3 separate regions of the Homo sapiens genome follow, and regions 2 and 3 are each linked to region 1. A link is an interaction called in ENCODE POLR2A ChIA-PET data of the cell type or tissue named here. Cell type or tissue: Panc1. All regions are shown on one strand. Each heading gives the region's core, and the rest is flanking DNA. Links, peaks and the distances in the headings are about the cores only.

What was found. Peaks named below come from ENCODE experiments on the same cell type or tissue, not always from the same donor. Only the 100,000 strongest peaks of a DNase experiment are listed, where the experiment ranks them.
Region 2: POLR2A ChIA-PET joins it to region 1 with 12 read pairs; 2 of 35 experiments call an interaction of 5 or more read pairs at or near these places.
Region 3: POLR2A ChIA-PET joins it to region 1 with 14 read pairs; 3 of 35 experiments call an interaction of 5 or more read pairs at or near these places.

What each region holds. Positions count from the first base shown.
Region 1 is chr5:125,323,996-125,330,188 of GRCh38, forward strand. It overlaps LOC101927421 (a long non-coding RNA gene), which reads left to right. Exons shown (of 6, transcript NR_109882.1): 5 at 1,357-1,452. Among named protein-coding and RNA genes, the nearest start is that of LINC02240, 170 kb to the right of the region's middle. In Panc1, for the core only: no CTCF peak of the experiment used is centred there; no DNase peak of the experiment used is centred there; H3K27ac peaks cover 2,297 bases.
Region 2 is chr5:125,268,093-125,274,285 of GRCh38, forward strand. All of the region lies in intron 4 of LOC101927421 (a long non-coding RNA gene), which reads left to right. Among named protein-coding and RNA genes, the nearest start is that of LINC02240, 220 kb to the right of the region's middle. In Panc1, for the core only: no CTCF peak of the experiment used is centred there; no DNase peak of the experiment used is centred there; H3K27ac peaks cover 1,139 bases.
Region 3 is chr5:125,181,832-125,188,024 of GRCh38, forward strand. All of the region lies in intron 4 of LOC101927421 (a long non-coding RNA gene), which reads left to right. Among named protein-coding and RNA genes, the nearest start is that of LINC02240, 310 kb to the right of the region's middle. In Panc1, for the core only: no CTCF peak of the experiment used is centred there; no DNase peak of the experiment used is centred there; H3K27ac peaks cover 1,274 bases.

The DNA.
Region 1 (6,193 bases), core at 1,563-4,062:
GCTTTTGTGTATTCCTGGCCTATTACTGAAGTGATATGAACTGCAGCTTTACCGTATGTTTTATTATCTGGTACAACTCCTTATTCTTCCTCTTTATAATCCAGCTAGTTTTATATATTTACTTTTCAGGCTACTGTAGTGACAGTTTTATTTTGTAGATTTTAGAGTGTTCTTTTTTTTCCCCAAAAGAAATGATGATTTAACATTGAGCTCTTATTTCTAAGAACAAGATAAATTGCAATTTATTGAAGGCATACAGTATGTCTTTCCATAGATTCTGAAAAATGTTCACCTTGTAATGTCCTACACATTCCATATAAAGTTTGTTTTTATAAAGATCTTTCTGTTTGGGACTGTGATTGAGATCTTTTCTTCCATTATATTTTTAAAGTGGTTATTATTTATATATGAGAGTTTATATTTATTAACTATATAAATATCATAATGTCTTCATTTGTAACAAATTTCTAGTTCATTCTATTTTTTCACATATGCAATTATATTATCTGTAAACAACACTTTATCTTTTATTTTTAAATATTTATAATCTGTTTCAGATTAGTATAATTGTTGGTAGTACTGCTCATCTGGGTCCAAAATCAGATATTGCCAAGTTAGTGAAACGTTCTGATCCTCAGTTTTCTCATCTGTAAAATGCTGAGAAGGGCAGCACTTACCCCAAAGGGATAATATAATGATCCAGTTAGTAAGTGTACAAAGCAATTAGCAAAATGCCGAGAACATAATAAGCATTTACAAATGTTAATCATTGTTTTATTTTTTCTCAAAGTTAATTACAGAGTCTAGTCTTTTATTATCATCATTAAATAATATTAATAGCAATTTTAAATGACTTTTAATGTTGATATGTGGAATGGCCTAATGGTCTATGTGCAGAGTATTGATTATAGTATAGTGAACATAGAGTCTAGATTTTCTAGAGCTACCACAGCGTGCAATTTTATTATTTTAAATAAAGGCAATAAATTATTATGAATCTAGATGGCACTTAATTTTATGTTTCTGTGAGATATAAATATAAGTGAATTCACAAAGTGGAAAAAGAATGATGATAGTAGGAAGCTTTGATTAATATTTCATTCTTTAATGGAAATATTTATTACTTTGTATTTATATCCTAAATATTTATTTACGCTTTATCTTTCCTGATTTTAAAAAAGTAGGCATCATACTTAGTTGACTGATCTGCAGCGTCAGTTGAGAAAATTGACAGAACCTTATATGGCGTGTTGCCCCAAAAAGACATTCAATAAATATTGTTTGAGTAAAGGCACAAATAAATAAATCTAACGATTAAGAAATAAATGGACTCAGAGAGTATATATTTTTTTCCAGATTCCACAGGATGCGAGCATATGCAGTGGAAACATTGTGTTATTCCATCCTCAGAAGAAAAGAGACAGTATTATACTTCGTCTCTTGCTAGTACAGGTAACATTCTTTATTAAGAGAAATATATTTAATCAGGAGTCACTATGTGCAAAAACATTAAGTAGAGGCTTAAAATGTTAAATACTCTTTCATCAAGGAAGGTTTTGTTTTTTTTTTTCCTTAATGCACATGTGTTAAATCTTACTCTAATCAGCTAGTTTTTTTCTTTTACTCAGAGTGGAAATTGCGGGTATCTTGTTTTTACTGTAAAACCTGATTTATATGCCTCAGCTAAATGCAGAGATTTCATTTGTGAATGCTAGTCAGTGATTTATTTCATTGTTTTCTTTTTTGGACAAGTCACAGCAAAATATTTTTTTTTCAAGCAGGATGGCATTAACCTTTTCTGATTGCAAAGCCACTCTCCTAGCAATATCAATAATACTTTGTCATTTCGGTCAGTTACTTTACTACATTTGGTAAACAAATAAATACAGCCCTACATATCAAAAAACTAAAATGACCAGTTTGAGAATCAGCCCTTTGATAATCATCTACAACAGATTTTGGAGCCTCCGTAATATTTCAAAGAATTGGCCTTTTTCCAGTTGCTGCTGATATTGGGATTTGAGTTAATTGCCGATGCATCTCAAACAACAGAGCAGGTGCTAGTGGAAAGAACATTCCCTGTATTTTCTTTGTTATTTATAGTCAGAGCTCTTCTCCACTAAACCCTTGAGCTGGCTTTTTAGAGCCCACTGTATAACAATTTCATTCACTTTCATGTCAACAAGCTTTGGCTTGATAAATTAAAATGGAAAAATGCTGGCTAAAGCACCACAGCCCTACATGATTCATTTTGCTGCAAGTTTCTGGCAGCTGCCCAAGAATGACCTACTATCTTTCTAGTGTCCTTATCATTTTCCCATCTGGAAAGGGCTAAACCTTACTGTACACTGGGGAGTTAAGGGCCTGTGCAGGCTGCATTTGAAGGCCATTAACAATCATAACTCTACAAATCATCACCCTCTTCCAGGCAAGGTTAGGACTACTCTATAGGATAGTTAGGAAGGTCAATATTTTACTTTTATTTAAATAAATACAAAAAAGGGCACAATGTCTTTAATTACCTAGGACTGCATGCTAACTCGAACCGTTATATTTTTAAACATTTTGATCTGTCTTATAATTAACCAAAGGTAATTTAGAGGAGCCCATCCTAAATTATGTAACTTCTGATATTAGCTGTGAATTTACTATTAAGCTAAGTTATTTATTTATTCACTTAATCTTCCTTTATACAAATGGATTTTCTTTATGGAGTCATAGGTAGGATGGCTATTTTAGTGATTATTTTAACAATTAACTATCAAGTTGCAAAAGCTATTAGGGAAAAATACCTTATTTTTGAAAAGAGAGGCTAAATGATGGAAGAATCATTATAAACTCTAGTTACAAGCTTGTCCAACCCATGACCCACAGGCTGCATGCAGCCCAGGATGGCTTCGAATGCAGTCCAACACAAATTCGTAAACTTTCTTAAAACATTATGAGACTTTTTTTTTTTTGCTCATCAGCTATCATTATTGTAAGTGTATTGTATGTGTGGCCCAAGGCAATTCTTCTTCCTTCCACACTCCTGCTAATTATAGCAAAGTTTTATCATTTATAAGTAGGGTTTCTTAACTAATACTATGTGTAGATTATAAGTAAATTAAGTTTAAAACCTGATACTAACTGAGGATTTATCACCCAAGAAATTGTCGAAGCATAAATATGAGGCTGTGAATTCTAAACAATTACAACTTTTAGGAAATGAAAGCTCCCTTGTTACTCGATATTTAAACTAACAATTTAAGGCTTTCAGCAGTGAACTTATAATGCACGTTGGTAATTGTTAGTCTTGTCTCTAAAGTGGAAAAAGATGTAGAGATGGCCAGGATCTTTGACCAGCCATCATTGCTAGGGTAATGAGGAAGAGCTAAACACAGAGGGCAAAGCCAAGCAAAATGCTCACTCTTTTTTTTTTTTTTTTTTTTTTTTGAGATGGAGCCTCGCTCTATCACCCAGGCTGGAGCGCAGTGGCGCGCAAATTATCTCCCTGCTTGCCACCCCAAACTGGTCATTTGTTTAGGAAATGTAACCACTTGCAGGGGCTGCTGGGTGGTTAGAAAAGTCCAGAAACTTGAATCTTGAATCCTGTCTGGCAACTGAAACACTGGAAGGCTGCGGAGAAAAGGAAGGGAAGAAAATGCAGTTTCAAAATTAGTGTTGCTGGTATTGAATTCTGCCTAGAAAGATGCTTATTTGGGGGTGGGGTGGAGGAGGTGGCAAAAAAACTTCCAATGGGATTTTGTTTTTATAAAGGTAAACTCAAGATATAATCCTGGAATGGAAACTGAGAGTTAAATGTCTGTGAATAATAATGAAAGAGGTAAACGTCACGGTGAATAGAATTGAGACAGTAGGGTAATTCTATACCTGTGTGGCAGATCTGAGAATGGCCTGTCAGCACCTCTGTGAGGCTTGAGACTCAGGGTCGGGGCAGTAACTCCAGGCTAAGAAGAATATAGTCAAAGACTCTCCCACTGCAAGGGAATTTTCAACTTTTCATTCAGTCATTTAACTAATATTCATTCACTGGGCACCTACCTTATGCTGACATTGTCTAACTGGGCAATGGTCATAAAGAATCCTTGGGATTGGGTATGGCCCTGAGAGTGTAAGAGCAGGAATGCTTACCTAATTTATTTCTGTTTGTTTCTTTTCCTTTTCTTTTTTTCATGTCACTTCTATACTCTTGAGCTGTTACTAAAGTTTTATTAAACCCCACAGCCTTGTTGTAGATTGTGGTTAAGAATTTAAGAGAGGAATGTTTTTTAGCTTAAAAGCAAAGTGACATGACAATATAAAATTGCCGATATTAAGAGAAAAAAGAGAATCGTTTTATGTGATAGCAATAGATGGCCAGAAAGAATGGGGCAAGACAGCAGCTTGCTAGAGTAACCAACAACCACAGAATAAAGCTGTGGCCCATATCAACCCTCCTCAAAAGAGTCTCAGAAATGCTTCTAAGGAGTGCCTAAATGGCCAATACTGCCCTCAGATTTAAGCAAGTGAGGTCTTTTTGGTGCCTGGGCTTGGTTAGGCCAACCGTTCCTTTGGGATAAGGTGACCTGAATCTGCACCAGGGATGCATGAGCCCTGGTCCATGTTTTTTCCTTTCAGGGTATTCTCCCACCATTTTACCCCCACCCCACCTTTAACAAGGGTTGATCAGATGCTTCTAAGGAGCATCAAGACCCTCATCTATGGGACATCCCAGGGGCCTGTGTCCAGGACCTTGTTTCCGGATGGTGGAGCTATGCAGAGTGCTTTTTTTTTTTTACTGGCCAGCCTGCTTTTTCCAGGCAGGATCATGCAGAGTTGGGCCTAGAGAATGGTATTGACAAGCTGACACATCCTCATTCACATGAGGCGCAGAACGATTTCAGCATTCTGTCTTGCCTACCATCTACCGTTGACTTTTAAGTTTCAAATGCATGTGAAGGCCATGTGTTGGCTCTTTGAGTTTTCACCACAGCATCACCTCAAGTCCAGCACACAAAGGTGGTGAGGGGCTGCCATGGTGTTATTTACTCTGTATGTACCCTCAGTGGCACCTAGGATTGTCAGTCCACCCCCTCACCAGGCAGTCTTAGGGGAGCGGACTTATCTCTTCAGAGGACAGACAAGTGCTATGCAAAGCCAACAGGCCCTTCATTTGATATCCTCTTTTGCTTCTTACTGATGCAGTGATGTTTTACTCACCCTGGTCTGTCTTTAGCTGTACCACATGAGGAACAGACATTTCTTGTGAGAATGAGACTGTTCTGTCCACCCTACCTAAGGGCTTTTGCCTATTGTCCCTGCTGGTTGTGGTATATGGAAGTCGAGAGAGCAGTCAACATTGAAACCAATCAGATTATAGGAGTGCTATGATTATGACCTACTCAGTTGGGAGATGTGTAGTTCTATGTTTTTACAATGTAAATTTTTGTATGGTACATTTAACATGCCCAGAAAACAAAACGTGGTTCGCATTTTTTTCTGCATACCCTGGATATTCTTGTATTGTGGTCGTCATCAACAAAGCTCAGTAACGACTGTTGAAAGGGTCATTGGAAGCCATTATCCACAGAGAGCAGGAGGGATAATGCAGTGGTATGACTAATGATGGAACCAGCAGTAAGTGAATGGTATTAGATAATTACAGAGGCAAGAAGGTCTATATTGTTTCAATACAAACAGTTTCTAAAGAGCGTGGCATTATTGGTAATAATGTTGTTGCTACCTCTTTTCTCCCAGTGGGAGATATGAAATTAGACAGGGATGGCACACTTGGCAATAAAGGGACACAAGAGATGGTTCTTGTGTCCTGGCTCATCTTGGACAGCTATTATGGCTGAGGATTCTTTTAGTTTGAGCAAATGGGCCTAAAATCTTTGATTTCAAGTCAGTCTCATGTGTACCTTTTCCTCAGGTCTAATTCTTGACCATGGTGCTTGAGGCTATCCAGTGGTCAGAATAGATGAAGAAGGAGGAAAAGAAAGAAGAAGAAGGAAGAAGAAGGGAAAAAATTAAAAGAAGGAGGAGGAACAGATAAAGGATATACCAAGGGGGAAAAAAATGGTTCTTCTCAAGACAAAGGTCAAACATTTGAGAACTTTTAGGGGCCTCTGCAGGCTGCATAAATGAGTGTACAGCAGATGGGCTGAGATAATAAGGAGCGGTAGGAATTCTGGCTTAGTTTACATTGAGC
Region 2 (6,193 bases), core at 1,608-4,107, 56 kb before region 1:
CTCTACGGTGTGTAATTTTAAAGTTAAGCATTTGACAACAGGAATTTATATGTCTGTTCTCTAATCGATGAAATTGAGAAATCTAATTTTGCTGACTAAAATGAATACAGCAATCAGGATCTTAGCATGCAACTTAATGGAGTGGATCTTGAAAAAATTGTACCATGGAAATATAGATACCATGTATAAGACATTTAAACAGTATCCAGGAGATTCTTTTTAAAGCGGATAGTAGAGTTCCATGAGCTGGCTCAAGCCTGTAATCCCAGCACTTTGGAAGGCTGAGGCAGGCGGGTTGCTTAAGTCCAGGAGTAAGAGACTGGCCTGTGCAACATGGCAAAATCCTGTCTCTACAAAAAATATAAGAAATTAGCAGGATGTGGTGGCGCACACCTGTAGTCCCAGCTACTTAGTAGGCTGAGGTGGGAGAATCTCTTGAGCCCAAGAAGCAGAGGTTGAAGTGAGCCGAGATCCTGGCCCTGCACTCCAGCCTGGGCAACAGAATGAGACCTTGTCTTAAAAATAATAACAAAAAAAAACACAAACAAAAAATAAAATAAAATATATAGTGGAGATGTAGCTTAAAATTTTTTAAATGTCATTTTAAAAAAGTATGCAAAATAAATCTTTACACCATTGGTTTTCACTTAGTGGTCTAGTTGAGAAGCACCTAGAAAGTTTTAAAAAGCATACATGCTTCATCCCCAACACAGACAACTAAATCAGAATCCTAGGCGTGGATACTGCATATGTATGCTTTGAAACAACATCTTCATATGATTTTAATATATAAATTATGTCAACAATGGGGAAAATTGTACTCTTCTATAAACACTGGATAGAAAAATAAGAATTACAACATCTATGGTTTAGACAAGTGTCAAAACCCCTGTTTCCTACCAGATGTTCTACTATTCCAAACATCATATTACATCAATGGACTTTGCTGTGTTCAAATGCTGATACATAAAACAGTGATATTTCAATTATGTTTCGATTGGAGATGTTGAGACCAAAGAAAACCAAAAAATACATGGAAAACTCTAAAAATTTATTCGAGCTAGGAATTCCCAGTACTTCCTCACCCATGATATTCTTTGCCAAACTTGTTTCCAGGGAGCCATGCTGGCTGGTGTGACTCCTATATCCTTGAGTTCCCTTTGGCACAGAGTGAATAGTCATGTCATGATAATGCAGCAGGAGAGAGAAAGAAAAGGAAAAAAAAGGTCCAGAAAATTGACCAAGTGAATAATTATCTGTAAAGATACCAGAGTTGCCTAATATGAGGGAAAAAATTCACCCTCAGAAAATTGAAATGGCTGCTTGAAAAGGTGGTGAATGGTACCTGCCCATATCATCCGTAAGGTCAATAGTTCAAAGTTTCTTTTATACTGAGCTTAAGAATAGCATACACTTAAGAAAAGTTATTATTTCAGAAAAAAGCAGATCATAAAGAAATCTCCGATTTTTTTAATGGAGGCATATACATCCCTAAACAGAGGAACTGCTTTTATTTTATGTTAAAGTAAGAGTAAGCCAAGTAACTACCAACTCAAAGTCTGAGCTAGGAGTTGTGGGTTAGAATTTCACCAGAAATTTAAAAAGTCTTCGACACCATCTTTTCTCAGTTTGGCCTTCTACCTTCGAGTTTTATCTACAGGGATAAAGTTCTTTTCCTTGTGGCAACAGAACAAAAAGAGGAAACACACCTATGATGCCATGACATAATTGCTTTTTTATCATGGTTTGGGTTTCTGGCAGCTATCAATGCCTTTTGTTCTGGCGTGCCATTGGTACTTTCGGAGTAATCCAACCCAGCCATGACAGTTGTTATTGGATGGAATGTCTTCCTATTGGAGAGAATGCAGTGGGAGTCCACTGTTTTGTGTTTGGTTTCCCTTCTAGCAGCCTTGCCTTTCAATGACATCACTCACAGCACTGATATATGACTGCACTTCCCCAGCTGCCTGTTAGTGAAGCAAAGGTTACGTTCTATCTGGAGGCAGTGTTGTCATCAAAGAGCTCTATTTCACAGGTGTGACATTGCAATGAATAAAATTTTCTCCAAGTGTGCGAAAAGGCCAGAGCAACCTTTATAACAAGGAAACCAATGAAGCAGCAGGATTCCAATAGCCTCCCTAACAGATAACCGGTTTGGCTGCCTCTGATATCATCCCACTCTTCGGCAAAGAGTGACTGCTTTGTGTTCACCTTTATCTTTGTCTTGTTCTTTGGGACTCAAAACAAAACAAAGAAAAAGGCCCATATATACTCAATGAATGGACAGAATATTGATGTCCACTAGCCATTTATAAATAGTCTTTGTCTTCTTAATGACTTGTATTTCACAGAGACCGAGAAAGGTAGTTTGATAGAATCTTTAAGACAATTATTGTGAGAGTTTTAAAAATTAAAGAGAAACAGGCTGGGAAACACTCATAAACCCTCATGAAAATGTTCTTCTGTGTGTCATTGTATTTTTAGTAGTTTGGCAAAATGTTAATTACTGATTAGAGTAAATGATTAGAATCAAGTTTTTCATTTGCTGAGAAGATCTTTTGTCCCTCAAGCAACGACAATGATTTCATAATGGAAAATAGAGTTCTGTATGAAATTGCTTAACTAGAAGCAAGGTGTCTAAGTGGCTCAAACGAAATAAGCTGAGAAGTGTTGCAGTGGGCAGAAAATATTCACTTCTGTTTCCTTGGTCCATTTCAGCAAATGCTTATTTCATGGAGAAAGAACACTATTTCTCAGCACTCTCAAAATCCCTTTGCAAATTGAAAAGAAAAGAAAAGAAAAACATCCCAAAGCTCTTTTTTTCTATATTACCATAAATGAATAAGCTCCAACATAAAATAAACATACAAGAAGGCAGGAAGTGTTCTTGAATATGATAGTTTTACAAAGGAAAAGCGGGAAAAGTGACATTTGAAAGTAGGTCTCTGTGAAATGCTTTTCTGGGATAGGTGAGGAGGAAGAAAAGAGTCTCCCACCTCACAAGGCAAACCATTGGCAATTGGTGCTATGAGTCCCAGGTGGCTCTCTCTTCTTCCATCCCTCATTTTGCTGACTCTCTTGTCCATGCCATATTCTTAGCCTGGGGTCCCTTAACATTCCATGTTAAATTCCTACCTGGAATTATTCCTGTCTCTGTGCCAGAAAGGAGGGAGCAGAGACACTACATCAGGGATTCCAGGCAGAAATTTGTCCCCCTTCAACTTCTTAATTTTGGCATTTGTCTGTCTTCGGCTTCTTAATTTTGTACATTTTTCAGTATCTTCCTGATTTCCAATTTGCCTAGTTTCTTCAGTCCCTTTGCCCCACCTTATCTTGGCTGAAGAAGCATAGCATAATGAAGAATATGGGTTTTGGAGCTCTGAACACTTCTCTCCTGCTTTCTAGATGTGGGATCTTAATAAAATCACTTAATACTTGAAGCCTCAGTTTAAACAACTGTGAAATACAAGTGATGCTAACAAGGGGTTATTTTTATGATAAATGGGAAAATTTGGGGACTGTCCCTCACAATGCTTGATACATAGTAGGAAAGCAGTGCCTGCCATTGCCTCTCCCTCTCCTGAATTCTCCAGAACTCTGCTCTTCTGCATCATTTCCTGATTAATGTTTATTTTTTGGAAGATGAAGGTGTTTGAGCCAGATGGTTGGAAGGCAAGAGAGAACTTCCCTTTTGATATTTATTTGGGTGCATGTTTCCTTTCAAGATTTGAGTATGTAAGTGGCAGTCTTTTGGAAAGAGATCTCACATCATTCCACTTTAGATTTGTATTTTAAATTGTGTAAGTGTAAAGTAGAGCCAGTTGCTTTTAAATAGTCACTTCCAGAAATCTAGTATTTGAGACAGCTTACATTTCTTTTTTGAGATAGCTTAGATCTAGACTTAGCTAAGTCTCTGAGTTCTGGAACTACTCCCTTTTTTTGCTGTTTGGTCTCTGTATTGCCGAATTAACTTTCCACCTGCATCCTTCATGGAAAAAAAAATAGTGTTGCTCTTCCTCATTTCAGGCTCAAGGGTGAGAAGGTCTTGCTGCTATTGCTCCGTATATCATTTTTCCTTTCTTTCTGGCTAAATGCCCGTGCATTTAGAAGCATAAGAAGCATAATTTCAACCATGGTTATACATTAAAATTATTTGGGTAGATTTAAAAAGACTACAATAATACAGTTCTGCCATAGACCAGTGAAATCAGAAACTCTTGGAATTGAACCTAGGCATAGGTATTTTTAAAAGTCCTTTAGGTGACACCAAAATGCCTCCAGGACTTAGAACCAATTTAGAAAAGGGATATTTAGCCCTGTAAGGTGTTAAAAGAAAAATTTCAGTCACATTAAATTTAAGAGTTTAATTGAGCAATGAACAATTCGCAAATCGGGCAGCCTCTCAAGCCAGAGTAGGCTCAGAGACTCCAGGGCAGCCACATAGTGGAAGATTTATGGACAGAAAGAGGAAGTGATGTACAGAAAACTAAAGTGAGGTACAGAAACAGCTGGATTGGTTAAAGTTCGACATTTGTCTTATTTGAACACAGTTTGACCATTTGGCCACATTTGATTGGTCAAAACTTGGCGATTGGCACAAGTGTAGACTATAGTCTGTTTACACTCCCATTTAGGTTATAGTTCATGCTGTACAGAGAAACATTTAAGCCAGACTTACAATAGGTAAGGAGGCAGCTTTAAGCTAAACTTGATTTAACAAAGGCTAATAAGCCCAGTGTGAAATCTAATCTCAAACTCAAAATTGAATCTGGTATGTACCAGGATTATTTTTCCTTTGTCTTGCTGCTCTGTTTTGGATGCCTTGTGTTCCTTAAATTACCTTTTGAATTATTCTGGTATAGACACCATGATATGATATGTTGTTAATAAATAGTGATCGAGAACTAATTCAAAGAAAACCAAACACAAGCTTTCAGAGATGGAAGTTGGGTCTTGGACTGGTAAGTGGTGGTTAAGTCAGGAAGTCTGGGCTGGGGTGCAGGGATAAGATTTTAAAATAAATAAAAATGAAAACACAAAGGAGAAACCTCATCTTGGGAAGTGTGCACTCAGATTTGGGGAGAGAGGCATTCAGCCTTGTAACTGGTCTCTTGCATGTACTTTTGTTTCCTTACAATCTTATTTTCATATGAAAGCCTGCATGATCTTTTAAAAATGCAAATCACTCCTCTGCTTAAAACATTCCAATAGCTTCTCATTACCCAAAGATAATATCTAACTTCCATTTCATGGACAACTAGGGCCCCTGCTTACCTCTTTGTCCCCAACTTGTACCCTTCTCTGTGTTTCTCACTCTGCTCCAAGTAACATGGGCTGTCGTCTGTCCTTAGTAACACACACTCCCTTTTCACCCTGGGCACTTGCTCTTGTTCTCTCTGTTTGGAGTGCACTTTACACAGACCACAGAGACCAGTCCTGAACTCCTGCCCCAAAGCAGTACCCCTCCCACCACCTCCATCTCTCTCTCACATCTTGGTGGCTTTGCTTCAAGGTGCGGTCACATTCTGAAATTATCATGTTCATTTTCTTCCCGCTCTGGAAGGTGAGCTCTGCAGACAGGACTTTGTCTGGCTTGCACACTCCTGTGCCTTCAGCACATGCACAGCATTCAGCACCCACCGTTTGTCCAGAATGTCCCTTTAAGTAAATAAGAAAAAGCACCCCTCTTGACAGACACCAAGACAGACTGCACCCTACAAGCCCATAGTTCCGTGAATCTCTTTGAGAGATTTAGAACAATGTGTTTTCACATTTTTCACAATCTTAAGACTCCTTTGAGGTGTGCAGGCAGATAGTGGGCTGAATTTCAGCCCTTACTTGTTCTACACAATGGTAGGAGGTGGCCGAAGTATCTGAAATCAGGTAGGCATTCATTAAATATTTGTTTAATAAATGAACTTCAGGGGGTTGGTTGTGTCCATTTTCATCAGTGGAGCACGCTCTCCCTGGTCTGGATGCAGCAAAGAGACTCAGCAGTGAACCGGTGGTATGCTGGTAAATGGGTAACAACTGGATCTTCAGAAGAAACAACAACAGCAACAACAACAACCCTGATTTGTGGTTTTTGTCCATTTGTAGTGTTTGTGGTATAAATAATCAATTGAATACTACTAACATGATGTTAATTGATCACAAAATTCCTGAAACTTTAACAATTGTCTCTTAAGAGCTG
Region 3 (6,193 bases), core at 1,608-4,107, 140 kb before region 1:
CCTACCTCAGCCTCCTGAAGTGTGGAGATTACAGGTGTGAACCATCATGCTTAGCTGCCGGGTACTGTTAAAAGCACTTGATCTGCATTAACTACTCCTAAGGAATCTGTTTTCTTGATGCCATGATTGAAGCACCGGTTATGATGTGTTTTACTTTAGTATTCTAAATTTTAAAGAAAGTAAGTTGGTTTTTTTTTTCTGTTACTTGAAAGCAAAGGAATCCTACCTTACACAGTATTCAGGATCTCCCAGCACTGTGCATTGACTCTGGCAGGTGCAATGTAAAAGCTGCCTTGTGGCTTCTTTAGAGAATGAAGCTTCCTGACTGTGGTCATCAGGCCTTAATACTTTCCTATCACCAGGGGCCAGGATAATAATTTGCTCATGGTGGAATCTCAGTAACTATCTTCCTTGTGAGTTAATGACTCAGCTACAGAGATGAGATAATTTACTGAATGGAAAGGGAGTTGGACAACTCAATATCTTTTCTGAGCTCAGTTTCTTTGTCTTCTAAGGGTTTATTGTTTTAACTGCTTTGTTGATGCAAAAGATTAGGGGTGAAGGACATGGTGACATTACAGACTTGAGCACTAACAATTCAAGTTCTAGCCTAAGTTGCAATTTTTCAGAACTCAAGTGCTTAGGAGAGCCTTAATTTAGAATGCAGTTATAATCTACATTATATGAAATTTTAAAAATCTACAGTGATTTTTAAATATTTTTTTTAAAAAGACACCTGGCTTAGGATGTATCCAAGATATTCATAGGTGATAAAGCTCTGTAGAGACCTGGTTTCCTGGCAGCTCATCAATGCCTATTGGCATCCTCCTTTGAACTCCAGTATTCAAATGAACAAAGGTGGCATCCACCACCAAAGAAGTGAAGTCAAATTGAGTATCTCACAGCACCACACATTTCCATGTTGGCGAGAGTGGAGAGTAGTCATTGACTTCTGATTTATTGATAGCTATAGCAATGGATCTCACACAGGCAGTAAGTTAAGGGCAATCCTGCACTCACAACATTGTATTTTATGGCTTCCTTGGCGTGACAGGATAAGCTGATAATAACAACTATTATTCATAAAGCCAGGTACTATGCAAAATGCATTACAAATATTTTCTCCTTTAATCCTGATAACAACACTAGGATGTAGGTATTTTTATCCCTATGTTACAGATGAGTAAATTGAGACCTAGGTTAAGTCTCTTAATTTACTAACGGTCATACTAATAGTGATAGAGTTGCATTTGAGTCTCTCTGACTCCAGGCCCATGTCGTTTCACTGAAGCCATCATGACATGGGAATTCAAATAGAAAAGTTGTTTATGACTCTTTCTGTTTTCTTAAGAGAATCTGGATTCAGTTTCAACTTATACATCATTTAGGAAGGGAATCAGAAACTCCAAGTTGTTATTCTTCAACCCTGTAACCCAAAGCGTTCGATTAATAGAACTAGTGAACATTTTGAGCTATTTATAATAGTATAAACCCTTCTCTCTTCAAGAGCCTGAGGATATGGGAGATTATTGCCTTGTTGAGAAATTCCAGGAATGGGAACAAATAGAGAAAAAGGCAGAAAAAGGAGAACTGCTGAGATATATATTCATTTTCCTCAGTATGAAGGCAATTCACATAATGACTCAGTTATATAACTGATACTGCTTTTGTATGACTTGAGGTCAAATGAATGGTATCCCTAACAATTGCCCGTGTCCCTACAGCCAAGGAGATGCCCCCAGATGCCTAGATATGCATGCCTCAAGAGCACAGTGGAACTTGTAGGGACACATTATGTTTACTGGCTGCCACCCTGGAATTGCCCCAGTGGGTGGAAGAGAGCACGACTTATACTGTCAGTAGCCTCTGTTAGTATAAGGCTTTCAGGAGACAATTCTCCATAGGTGTCTCATGCTTCGGCATACCTTGCCAGCAGAGGCACTATCTTTTCAGGGACACCTGCATAACAAACAGCCATGGAAGATAGAGATGGCATCTCTCTTGAGCTGACGACTGGTTTGCTTATTGTCCAGTATAATATAATGTTTCCCTTGGGGGAAAGGCCCAGGCAGGTTTGCTTGTAGCACATTATAAAAAATATACGAGTTCCCTACACTTAATGTCCCTCAGCCGGGATGCAAACCAACTGTATTCTTATCCCCCTGAAGCAATGTGTCACCTCATGGGCCTTGGAGTGCAAGGGGAATGGCTATGAACAAGAAGCTCATGTGGTTTGCTGTGCTGTGAGTAATGAAGTCCTTTGTTTCTGCCCCAGGAGTCTCATGTCTTTTGCCAGGTTAACTTGTTAGCTTTCAAGCAGGGTAAAATCTCAGGTCCTTCACAGTTCTCAACAAAAGCCTACCAATCTAAAACTCTATAGAGTCCAAGACTGTCTTAGTGTTACATTTAGATAAACACAGCCCAGTAAAGAGCCTTATTCTTTATTATATATCTTGAACAAACTTAAAAAAAATGGTGGTAGTAGTGGTGCATTGCTCATAGCAACTTTTATTAAAACTCTCCTAACTCTTGAAATTCCTGAAGCTTCTCATTTTCCTGGCCTCAAACAAAATCTTTCTTATTCATGTGCCATGTGAGAAGGTAGAGCAAGATGGCAGAATAGGAAGTCCCCTGGATGTCTGCCTTCCACCCCCCACCTGCGAGGACACCAAGTTAACAACTAGCTACACAGAAGAAACACCTTTTATAAGTACTGCAATCTGGCAGTACTCCTCGTGGCCTGGGGTGGTGGTGATTTTTTAAGAATGAAAAATCAGTACTCCTAGTACCTGGTTTTAACTTCATATCATTGAAAGGGGCAATGAGGAGATAAAAAACAGTCCTGAATCACTGATGCGATCCCTCTCCCACCCTGGCAGCCCCTGCATGGTACAGAGATCACCCTGTGTCTCTAAGTAAGCTTGAAAGGCAGTCTAGGCCATAAGGACTGCAACTCTTAGGTGAGTCCTAGGGCTGAATTAGGCCCAATGACAGTGGACTAGGCGGGCACGCGGCATACTGGGACACCAACTGGAGCAGCCAAGGGAGTGCTTGCATCACCCCTCTCCTAACCCCAGGCTGTACAGCTCAGGGCTCCGAAAGAGACTCCTTCCTTCTACATGAGAGAAAGAGCAGGAAAAGTGGGGAGGACTTTGTCTTGCGTATTGGATACCAGCTCAGCCACAGCAGGATAGGACACTGGTCAGAGCTGGGAGGCCCACATTCCAGGCCCTAACTCCCAGACGAGATTTCTAGACACACCCTGAGCCAGAAGGAAATCTGCTGCCTTGAAGGAAAGGACTCAGTCCTGGCAGCATTCATCAACTGCTAACTGAAGAGCCCTGGGTCTTGAATAACCAGCAGCGATATGTCAGGGTACTATGTCAAGGGGCTTGGGTGAGCCTCTGAGACTTGCTGGTTTCAGTTGAGACTCAGCATATTACCAGCTGTGGTGGCTATGGGGCAAAACCTCTTCTGCTTCAGAAAAGCAGAGTGAAAGGTAAAGGAGATTTTGTCTTGCACCTTACATGCCTGCACAGCCACAGCGCAGTAGGGCACCAAGCAAGTGGGCTCTTGGGGTCCTTGATTCCAGGACTTGCCTCTTGGATGGCATTTCTAGACCTGCCCTGGACAGAGGGGAGCTCACTGCCCTGGTGGACTCACCTTAGGGTGAGTCCTAGGCCAGGCAGCATTCATGACAAGATGACTTAAGAGCCCTTGGACTTTGAGGGAACATTGGCAATCTGGCAGTACTCCTCGTGGCCTGGGGTGGTGGTGACTATGGGGTGAGGCCCTTTTGCCTTTGGAAAGGGGAGGGAAGAATGGGAAGGACTGAATCGTGTAGCTTGGGTGCCAGCTCAGCTGCAATACAATAAAACACCAGGTAAACTTCTAAGGTTTTTGACTCTAGTCCCTGACTCCTGGATGGCACTTCTGAACCCATTAGGGGTCTGTGGGACCTTGCTACCCTGAAGGGAAGGACACAGGCCTGGCTGGCTTTGCTACCTGCTGATTGCAGAGCCCCAGGGCCTTGAGTGAATATAGGCAGTAGCCAGGGAATGGTTACAGCAGGACTTGGGCGAGACATAGCACTGTGCTGGCTTCAGGCCTGACCCAGTGCAGTCACAGTGGTGGTGGCCACAGGAGTGCTTGTATCACTCCACCCCCCATGTTAGGTGGGGGGGGGGGGGAGAGAGAGAGAGAGAGAGAGACAGAGAGACTCTGTATGTTTGGGAGAATGTAAGGGAAGGGAACAAGAGTTTTTATCCAATAATCCAGAGAATTCTCCTGGATGTTATCCAAGACCATCTAGGTGGTACCTCTACAGCTCTGCAAGAACCACAGCGTAACTGGACTTGGGGTGCCCCCTAAGGCACATACAGCCTAGATCACAGCACCCAAGTCCTTTCAAATATCTGAAAAGCCTTCCCAAGAAGGACAGCTACAAATAAGCCCAGTGAAGACGACAATACATACCTAACCCTTCAATCCCCAGACAATGAAGAACATCTACTAGCATCAACACCATCCAGGAAAACATGACTTCATCAAACAAACTAAATAAGGTACCAAGAACCAACTCTGGAGAAACAGAGATATGTGACCTTTCAGATAGAGAATTCAAAATAGCTGGGTTGAGGAACTCGAAAAAGTTCAAGATGACACAGAGAAGGAATTCAAAATTTTATCAGATGAATTTAACAAAGAGATTGAAGTAATGAAAAAGAATAATGTGTCACGTTACATACACCTTTTCAGGCATTTGACCCTAATTGTCTATCCTGCATGACACCTACGATTTCATCATATTCCCAGAACAACCCTCCCCACTCTTGCCCCACCCCATACACATCTCAAGCAGCCCCTTAGAGATTGTAGCCTTTCTTATGTTGCACTGGTTTTTCCCTTGAGAATGTGCCTTTGGATTTTGAGTACTTTCTCTCTTGGATTGTGAGAACTTTCTCTCTTCTGAGATGCTAAGTTAGCTATTCCCAAAAGCTTTGTTGTAAACAGAAGAAGAAATGGCCTTGAACTATTTACGTGTAATTAATTTTTATTCTGTCATACCAGCCTGGTATTCAACTCTGCTAACTCTCTAACATCTTGTAACTGATGATGTTATCACCTGATGGTTAAGGGCAACTGTTCTGTGTTTTGATTCTATATTTGGGTTTGCTCCCTAGTTCCACTGGATAGAATTTCTTTCTAATAGCTCATATTCCCATGGAGTTTCTACAAGCTTTCTCAGCTGGTTCGGCAGGACAGTTAATTAGCACAGCCACCTCAGCTGTGCTGACATTGGTTGATGATACCAGTGTAAAACCAGAAATGTTTTGGAATGATAGGCTGTACGAACGGATGCCAAAAGAGCCCTGCTGCCTTTTTCTCTTCTGTTCAAAATATGTTTAATTGTAGCTCTTCTTCCAAAGTACAGATAACGCTAGTGATTAAAAAGAAAAAAAAACAAAACTGGTATGATAGCAAGGCAGATAGGAGATAATCACTGGTCATTAAACAAAATTTATTTCCAAAGAAACAATATAAAGTTGTATGGGTTTGAAAGCACAAAATAATGTTATTTTTATCTTGCATCCAGTTCCACATATGGCAGTCCTGCTGAGCATTGTGACCAGGCAAAGTTGAGGGACTTGTTACAGTGAGTTTATTAGCTGCAATGGGAACTTGTTTTATTTAATCTGTGCCAGGAGGCTATTATATGCAAATCACTAACATGGTACAGAGTTGGTTACAAAGAAAATATCAGGACAGAATGGGGAGATGTCCCCATATTCTACTGGAAGTATCTCAATGGTATCATTTCACACTATTAATTTTTGAAGACATGTTAAAAATTAGCTTTCATAATCTCTCACTAAAAAAATTTTTTGACCGTTTAGATGAAATTAAAGTCATAATGTTTAACTTTCTGGGGAATGTATGCAAGATGTCATTTTGAGAAGTCTCAAAATGGGACCTTTTCCTTAACTAAGCAGTGGGTGATCCCTTGCCCTTAGTCTGGTTTGTTTTGCATTCCTTGGCTTCAGTATATTGGACAAGAGACTGGCACCTGTCCTAAGGGCACCTGACATATGGGCTTTGGCAGAGCACAAGGACAGTAATCAATAGGGGTAGTTTTTGGCAAAAGATGACTGGCCAAATCAGGCATATGATCTCTTTGGACTTTTGAAGGTGA